2 separate regions of the Homo sapiens genome follow, and region 1 is linked to region 2. The links are chromatin contacts, found by Hi-C in ENCODE. All regions are on one chromosome and are shown on one strand. The core of a region is the stretch at or near the end of the contact, and the rest is flanking DNA. Distances in the headings are between cores, read along the strand shown.

Region 1 (4,127 bases), core at 1,462-3,961, 1.0 Mb before region 2:
CTGTGCAATCTGACCCCACAAGCAAACAGGAACACATGAAATCACACTTCACTGAGTTTCAACTGTGAAATATGCAACAAAAGGTATCTTCAGGAGAGCGCATGGAAACAGCACCTGAATTGTTACCACCTTGAAGAAGGTGGAGGCAGTAAGAAGCAAAGAGGCCGGGCGCGGTGGCTCACGCCTGTAATCCCAGCACTTTGGGAGGCTGAGACGGGCGGATCACGAGGTCAGGAGATCGAGACCATCCTGGCTAACACGGTGAAACCCCGTCTCTACTAAAAACACAAAAAATTAGCCAGGCGTGGTGGCGGGCGCCTGTAGTCCCAGCTACTCGGGAGGCGGAGGCAGGAGAATGGCGTGAACCCGGGAGGCGGAGCTTGCAGTGAGCCGAGATCACGCCACTGCACTCCAGCCTGGGCGACAGAGCGATACTCCGTCTCAAAAAAAAAAAAAAAAAAGCAAAGAACTGGTGGAAAAATTCATGTATGTCAGTACTGTGAGAAACAGTGTGACCATTCTGGACATTTTAAAGAACAGGTGAAAAACCTTTTGAATATCCAAATTGTCATGAACAATTTGCTAGAAATAGCCCCCTCAAATGTCACCTCACTGCATGCCAAATGAGTAGGGGCAAAAAAAGGAAGAAAGAAGCTCATGAGTGCCAGGTCTGCAACAGTGTGTTTAACAGCTAGAACCAGTTCAAATATCACTCAGTAATACATACTAGAGGTAAACCCAACCATTGTACTTTATGTGACTTGTGGTTTATGCAAGGAAATGAATTAAGGAGGCATCTCAGTGATACAATATATCAAAGCGTCTAGTAATGGGAGAAGTTCTTTCAGCAGAAACACAGGTACAAGCTGAACCTGTGACATCAATGATATTATAGAACAAGCTGGGAGGTACACGTGCTCCCACTGTTTCAGGTCCAGGTGGATTCAGCACAAGCGATCGTGGAACACGTCCACCCAGAACCACGCAGGGATAGCCAGGTGCCCGACACACAGGAGTGAGCTTCCAGAGCAGGTCCAAGTGAGTTACCTAGCAGTGGGCTGAATTCAGCCTGAAGAAGGTACTGAAGTACACGGAGAGGAGCCGCATGTGGAACGGGAAAATCAGATGCCAGTGGAAGTACAAAGTGAACTTCCAGAAGCAGGCTTCGTCCACATGACCCCAGAAATCATGACCCAAGAGAAGACAGAGCCTAGCCAAGCAGATGCTGAGGCTGCCAGGGAAGATCACGAAGATGCTGAGGATTAGAGACCGTGCTGACAGCACATTCTGAAGCTGAAAAGGCAGAGAATGAGGGCAGAACAGCTATGCCAGTTTTAGAATGAAATTACACATGAATATATTTTAAAATATAATTGTTGGGTTTCTGAACCGATTATAGGCAGTATGACTGTCGTTCAGCTAACAGACAAGTGGACCAAAGTTAAGCTATTTCCTGTTGTTTCTGTTTCTGTTGGAACAAGTCAATTCCCCTCCCCAAACTTAATGCCACAGCAGAGGGATCTTTCCCATAACTGAAGAGATCTTTTCTGTAACTTAAATGGATTATATTCTTATCATATAGTGGGGTACGAATGTATCTATGTTCATTGTGGTAAAAGTTCTCCCTTTTCTCTTTCCCAGGTCATGTTCTTCCTCAAATTTTTTCCATATTGTGAAATCAAACTTAAATCATTAGAATACAAGTTTATGTATTCTAATGCATAGTAGAAAATCAAATATATAGGAAACACAAGGCTGCATGATGAAAAGTACATTGTTACTGTGCAGCTGAATTTTGGCTTCTGGCTTTCTTTAGTCTGAACAAATGTTCTTGTCTAGCCCTGTAGTCACCGATGCTGTCTCTGCAACACAAAGAGTGGTGGTGGGAAAATTTTTAGAATATTAAAACACACACACACACGTGCCTTTTCAAAACCGACTAAACTCCTATAAAGCATCTCTGGTTCTTTCAAAGTTTGTATTGTAAGGAGCAATGTAGACAATGCTATGATACTTTATATTTTTACTTATAATGACAACCACCAGTTCTTTTCACTTAAGTTAGGTTGAGAAATTTTATTTAGTGGCAGCTGAAGGGCAATTTTCAATTGGGAAAATTCATTTACATCTGTGGTCAACTTTCTTTTGATGAAAAGTTGCACTAGTATTTTACCACCAGATAAAAAAAAAGATGAGCATTGTTTAAAAATTAATGTATTTAAAATAAAGTACAGAGAAAAACATGTCTATAATTATCAGGCTTTGTTTTGAATGGAATCTTTTCCCCCAGTCCTTAATGTAAAGACCCTGTGCTATAACTTTTAAAGCCATACAAATAAGAGTGCTAAACTGTGGACTTAAAAGTAGGTGTATAAATATTTTTAATCAATATTACTTAGAAAATAAAATCTAACAAACACATTTTAAAAAATAGAGTAAGAAACTTCACAAGATGATCTCAAGGTAAGAAACATACTATTGGTTTCACATGTCAGCTTTTAAGAGATTTGTTACAGACTGAAAGGGGAGTGAGTGGTTGCAGCAGACACTGTGACCAGCTTTCAAATAATGATCGTGCCTTGAGTCATTTCTGAGAAATGGGTAAACAAATTCTTTCACTTTTACTGCTGGATTATGTTGCTCAAACTCATCTGCTTTGTACCCATTTGAAAGCTCCATCACACATTATTTTGGAAATGGTCATCCTGAGTCAGACTGAGTAATCCCAGTTAATGAGTTTGGTTTCCCTCTCATCTGGTTTTTACTCAATCTTCTGTATTTATCCCATTTTTTTTTCTTTCCTCAGAGATGCCAGACCACATCATCCTAAACACTAACGAGCAAGAAGGAAATTTCCATGTTAGCGGAGGGACCCCACTAAGGTTAGGGTGCCGTACAATGTGTTGTCCAAACCAAGACATGTTAGAGAATGAAAGGGGGACCATTTTAATAATTATGCTGGGGCAGTAAGTATAAACTGAATACCCTAACTAAAGAAATAAACAAAAAACATATGTAAAGGTGGTCAACTTCATTAGTTATCAAAGCAACAACAAAATGAGACCATCATACACCCACCAGATTGGCAAAAATTAAAAAGTACAACAGGCCGGGCGCAGTGGCTCACGCCTGTAATCCCAGCATTTTGGGAGGCCGAGGTGGGCAGATCACGAGGTCAGGAGATTGAGACCATCCTGGCTAACACGGTGAAACCCTGTCTCTACTAAAAATACAAAAAAAAAAAAATTAGCTGGGCGAGTTGGCAGATGCCTGTAGTCCCAGCTACTCGGGAGGTTGAGGCAGGAGAATGGCGTGAACCCGGGAGGTGGAGCTTGCAGTGAGCTGAGATCGCGCCACTACACTCCAGCCTGGGCGACAGAGCAAGACTCCGTCTCAAAACAAAAAAAAAATGTACAACAATACCAAGCACTGGTAAACATATGGAGCAGCTGGAACTCACAGTGTTGGGAGCGCATTTTAAATCATTTTTGAAAACAATGTCACATGATCTAGCAGAGACGAACATGCATGCATCCTACGATTCAGCAACTTCACACCCATGAGACAGGTACTAGGATATTTACAGAAGCATTGTTTCCAAAAGCCTAAAACTGAAAACAACACAAATATACCTTAACATTAACATTGATACATGTATTATTTATCAAAAATAACTGACTGATTACTTGATTGAGTGGGTCTCACTATATTGCCTAGGCTGGTCTTGAACTCCTGGGCTCAAGCAATCCTCCCGCCTCAGTCTCCTGAGTAGCTGGGATTACAGGTGCATGCCTGGCAAAATAGATACATTAAAAAATAGCTACATTCATCTATATAGATAAACCTTATAAACACTGCATTCATTCAAAGAAACAAATTAAAATACTGACACTTATATAAGTCCAAAATAGCTCAAACTGAACAAAAAAATACATGCTTTGGTGGTAAAACTGTAACTAAAAGCATTGCTCTTATTAACCCCAAAGTTAGGATGGTGGTGAGCTCCTTGACAGAGGGAAGGGCACATTAAGGAGAGGCTTCTAAGACCTTGGAATTATTTTATTTATTAACCTGGATGATGGTTACATAGAATTTATCTCTCATGTAGAAAAACATTGTATAAACAG
Region 2 (4,632 bases), core at 851-3,350:
ACCTTTCCCCATACACATCCCCATTTCCACTGACAATGGTTTCCCCAACCTCCGGTACCTGCAGTACGGTCAGAAAATAAAACTAGATTTAACTCAAACCCACTTCCTAGTGCAGAAATATAGAAATAGAATGTGATCTACATTTATCATTAAAAACATTCTAGTAGCCACGTTTTTTAAAAAAGGTTAAATGTTTCATTTAACTCAATATATCAAAAATACTTCAGTGTGAGGCCGGGCGCCGTGGCTCACTCCTGAATCCCAGCACTTTGGGAGGCTGAGGCGGGTGGATCACCTGAGGTCAGGAGATAGAGATCATCCTGGCCAACATGGTGAAACCCCGACTCTACTAAAAATACAAAAATTAGCCGGGCATGGTGGCAGGCACCTGTAATTTCAGCTACTTAGGGGGCTGAGGCAGGAGAACCAGTTGAACCTGGGAGGCAGAAATTGCAGTGAGCCGAGATGACGCCACTGCACTCCAGCCTGGGCAATAGAGTGAGACTCTGTTTCAAAAAACAAACAAAAATTTCAGCATGTAATTCACAGTAAAGGAATGAGATAGTTTCGATTCGTTATTTTTGTGCTAACTCTGAAATCCAGGGGGTATTTCACAAAGCACATCTCAATTTGGACGCTACACTTTCAATATTTAAAGTGCCGCATAGTCCTACAAAACAAAGTTGTTTTGCAGAACAATTTACACTTGTTTTAAAATTAAAAATTAATTAAAATTATATACCACGAAAAATGTGATAATCAATAGCCACAGCTGGCTACCTATTCAGAAGCACGGGCCCTAGCAGCCTCTCCGTGCTGCAGGGATCTTTAGAGAAGCAGGCCTGGCGCGGTGGCTCACGCCTATAATCCCAGCACTTCGGGAGGCCGAGACAGGTGGATCACTTGAGGTCAGGAGTTCGAGACCAGCCTGGCCAACATGGTGAAACCTCGTCTCTACTAAAAATACAAAAATTATGCGGGCATGGTTGCACACATCTGTAATCCCAGCTAGGCTGAGTCAGGAGAATCGCCTGAACCTGGGGAGGTAGAGGTTGCAGTGAGCCGAGATTGCGCCACAGCACTCCAGGCTGGGCGACAAAGCGAGACTCCGTCTCAAAAACAAAAAACAAAAACCACGAAGCTGGCAAGTGACAAGAGCAAAGGAGCAACTTTGCTTGGGAATCTAGGGCAGAACCCAGAACCTCCCAATCCGCGGAGAATGTTCCAGGTACTGGAAGGGTGGACGGCGCACCCAGTCCGGTCCCTGGGGGCGGACTGGGTGGCCAGGCCGGAGCTGGCAGTCAGGGGAGCCTGGGCAGCGCCTCGGTCCCCTTGGGGCCTTGACTTCCAGGACGTGAGAACGCCGCCAGTCCTGCCTCGTGGGCCGGAGCCTAGCAGGCCCCGGTAAAGGAATCACTCTGTGGGTTACACCTGTCCTCCGCGGAACTGAAGCTGCCCGGGCTCCAGGCGTGGACAGCGCAGCCCAGTAGGTGAGCAGGCAGGGGCGAGCAGGGCGGAGCGGGTGGGATTGGGCTGGGCGGGCGGGGTGGGGCGGGGCTGCGGAGTCCGCGCGGCAGTCCCCGCCACGGCCACCAGGGGGCGTACGTGCTTCGTGCTTCGGCACCCGCTCGCGGGCGGGAGTCTGGGTGGGGCGGGGTTGGCCGGGGCAGGGCGGTCCAAGTGGCCCGCGGGCGTGGACCCGGGAGGCCTCTGGCATCTGCCCCACCTGAGAGGTGGGAACCGGGCTGGGAGGGACGTAGATTCCTCATCGACGTGACCCTGGTAGGGAAAGAGCCCCCAAAACAGGGAGTTCGGTAGAGGCGCCAGAGCTGACATGGGCACTGCCGCAGTGCCAGCCACGGCCACCAAACTCTCCCAGCACGGCTGGGCGGCCAAGGCAGGGGTGACGACGAGAGGGGCGGCTCAGCCCACCTCCCCCGCTGATCTGTCGGGAAAGGAGGAAGAAGGGTCATGAAAGCCTCACACACCGCTAGGAGGGGGCATCCTGGAGCAGGGGGCTGGATCAGGACCCGGCTGGATGGGAAGGAGCTGGGTAAAGGGAGGGCACCCGGGTAGGGCGTGGCCCGGGCTGTGCGGGGAGCGGGGAGCGGGGAGTGGACTCAGGGGGAGGGGTCAGCGTTCTGGCTGGCCCGGGGGCACGTGGCCGGGGGGCAGGGTGGGAAGAGGGTGGGATGGTGGGGTGCTGGCTTGGGGCCAGGTCAGGCATCAGAGGCACAAAGTAAAGGATACAGAGAGAGGGGAAGGGAGAAAGGGAGAGACAGAGACCTGAAGCGGGAGGGCCGAGCGGCAGGGCGGGAGGCGAGGATAGTGGGTGGGGCTCGGGCTGCAGGGCTGGAGCCTGGGGGATCTGGAGCACAGGGGCAGGAGGAAGGGACCGGAAGGATACCTGGGCCTGCAGGGCGTTCCCTGCGGAGATTGATTGAGTGAAGACTGCGACGTCCACCTTCAGGGCTCTCTCTAGCTCCCTCTTCCTGTCTCCTATCACTTGCTCTGGGGGAAGCCAGCGGGTTGTTTTGAGCTGCCCTCTCCTTTGGAGAGCCCCACCTGGCTGGGAACCGAAGCCCTGAACCAACAGCCAGCAAGAGCTGAGGCTTGGCGACCACCAGCGCGTGAGCCGGCTGTGGATGCCCGGACCCGGTGCAGCTGAGAATGGCTGCGGCAGGCCTCATCAGCGATCCTGAGCCGCAGCAGCCTGAGAGCAGCTTCCCGGGCTCCTGACCCTTGGAAACTGGGAAATAGATGGGAATGCGGGTTTGCTGCTTTAAGGTTCTAAGTTTTGGGTGTAATCCATTATGCAGCAATAGATACCTAATAGTCTGTGGTTTTTTGGAACCACTGTATTTTCCCCATACTGCTTATCTCTTAACTAGTTTTATGTGAGATAGAAAAATAGGCCGGGCACAGTGGCTCACGCCTGTAATCCCAACACTTTAGGAGGCCGAGGCAGGAGGATCACTTGAGCCCAGGAGTTCCAGACCAGCTTGAGCAACATAGGGAGACCCGTCTCTACAAAAAATGTAAAAATCAGCCCAGCGTGATGGCACACGTCTGTGGTCCCAACCACAAGAGAGGCTAAGGTGTGAGAGCCACTTGAGCCCAGGAGGTTAAGGCTGCAGTGAGCCAAGATTGTGACATTACACTCCAGTCTGGGCTGCAGAACGTGACCCTGTCTCAAAAAATAATAATAATAATTTGTAGCATATTTAAGGCACTGCTATAAATTTTTTAATTTTCTACTTATTACAACTAAACCTAATCTTAAATGATTCTATAATAAAGACTGGAAATAAGAATAGAATGGGAAATTCGTTTCCTATTCTTTCTGTCTGTCATTCTAGCTTTGACTTCCATTTGGAAGGCCACCTCATGGTTCAATACAGTGGCTGGAGCTCCAGAGAAAAGGTGCTCATCTCTCAGCCGACAGCTCCTTTTTTTTTTTTTTTTTTTTTTTTTTTTTTTTGAGACAGGGTCTCATCTGTCATCCAAGCTGGAGTGCAGTGGTGCGATCTTGGCTCACTGCAACCTCCACCTCCCAGGTTCAAGCGATTCTCCAGCCTCAGCCTCCAGAGTAGCTGGGATTACAGGCGCCCACCACCACACTCAGCTAATTTTTGTATGTTTAGTAGAGACAGGGTTTCACCATGTTGGCCAGGCTGATCTTGAACTCCTGATCTCAAGTGATCCACCCACCTCGGCCTCCAAAAGTGCTGGGATTACAGGCGTGAGCCACCACACACGGCCTGACAGTTCCTTTTAAGGAGTCTTGGAAGCCTCCTCCACGCTTCCACTTAAACCTCATGGGCAAAACTGAGCCACAGGCCCACACCCTGCTTAGGGGAAGTTGGGAAATATACTTCTTCACCTGGGCACATTGCCCCCTTGAATAAAATTGGGGTTCTAGTGTAACGTGGACCTTGCATTTTTGGAACTTATTAGAACAAGTCAGCTCTTTAAAAAATTGTGAGACAATTGGGGAAATTTAAACAATAAGTAGTATGTTATGATATGAATAAATTATGATTTTTTTTTTTTTAGAAAGGATCTCACTCCATTGCCCAGGCTGGAGTGCAGTGGCACAACCATAGCTCACTGCAGCCTCAATCTCCGTGGCTCAAGTGATCCTCCCACCTCAGCCTCCCAAGTAACTGGGACCACAGGCGCACGCCACCATGCCCAGGTAATTATTTGGGGTTTTTTTAGATGTGAGGTCTCACCCTGTTGCCCAGACTGGTCTCAAACTCCTGAGCTCAAGCCATCCTCCTGCCTTGGCCTCCCAAAGTGTTAGGATTACAGGCGTGAGCCGCCACACCTGGTGATTATTTTTCTATAGGTGAGAAAGGTATTGTGTTTTGTGATAAAGGTATTGTGTTTTATATGATATTGTGCATATGTATATATTTACTAGTGTATATGTTCAAAAATCACCTGTTGGAAATACTTACTGAATTTATGGATGAAATTATATGTCCAGATTTGTTTCAGAATAATCCAATAATGGGGTGGGAATGTAATAGAAGAAACAAGGTTAGCCATGTGTTAAAGCTGAATGACGGCTATGTGGCATTCTTTATACCATTCTCTGTTTTAAATAGGTTATACATTTTTCATAAT

What was found. A loop is a pair of places that touch in the nucleus more often than their neighbours do. Pooled maps may share reads with other maps.
Region 1: a map of naive thymus-derived CD4-positive, alpha-beta T cell shows a loop between it and region 2 (5-fold over the local background). The contact joins two enhancer-like sites. A Hi-C loop is called at or near these places in 2 of 168 maps with a recorded cell type or tissue (K562 and naive thymus-derived CD4-positive, alpha-beta T cell) and 9 of 50 pooled maps.

What each region holds. Positions count from the first base shown.
Region 1 is chr7:130,837,420-130,841,546 of GRCh38, reverse strand. The region is part of intron 3 of LOC105375508 (a long non-coding RNA gene); the gene reads right to left. It also overlaps the pseudogene LOC100133252. Among named protein-coding and RNA genes, the nearest start is that of MIR29A, 37 kb to the left of the region's middle. Within about 2 kb of position 2,711, at least 4 of the 41 ENCODE cell types and tissues checked have a DNase peak (open chromatin) inside an H3K27ac peak, as active enhancers do.
Region 2 is chr7:129,822,884-129,827,515 of GRCh38, reverse strand. No RefSeq gene overlaps it. Among named protein-coding and RNA genes, the nearest start is that of MIR183, 50 kb to the right of the region's middle. RefSeq lists an enhancer at 1,090-1,139 and silencers at 1,460-1,809, 2,110-2,189, 2,260-2,309. Within about 2 kb of position 2,100, at least 24 of the 41 ENCODE cell types and tissues checked have a DNase peak (open chromatin) inside an H3K27ac peak, as active enhancers do.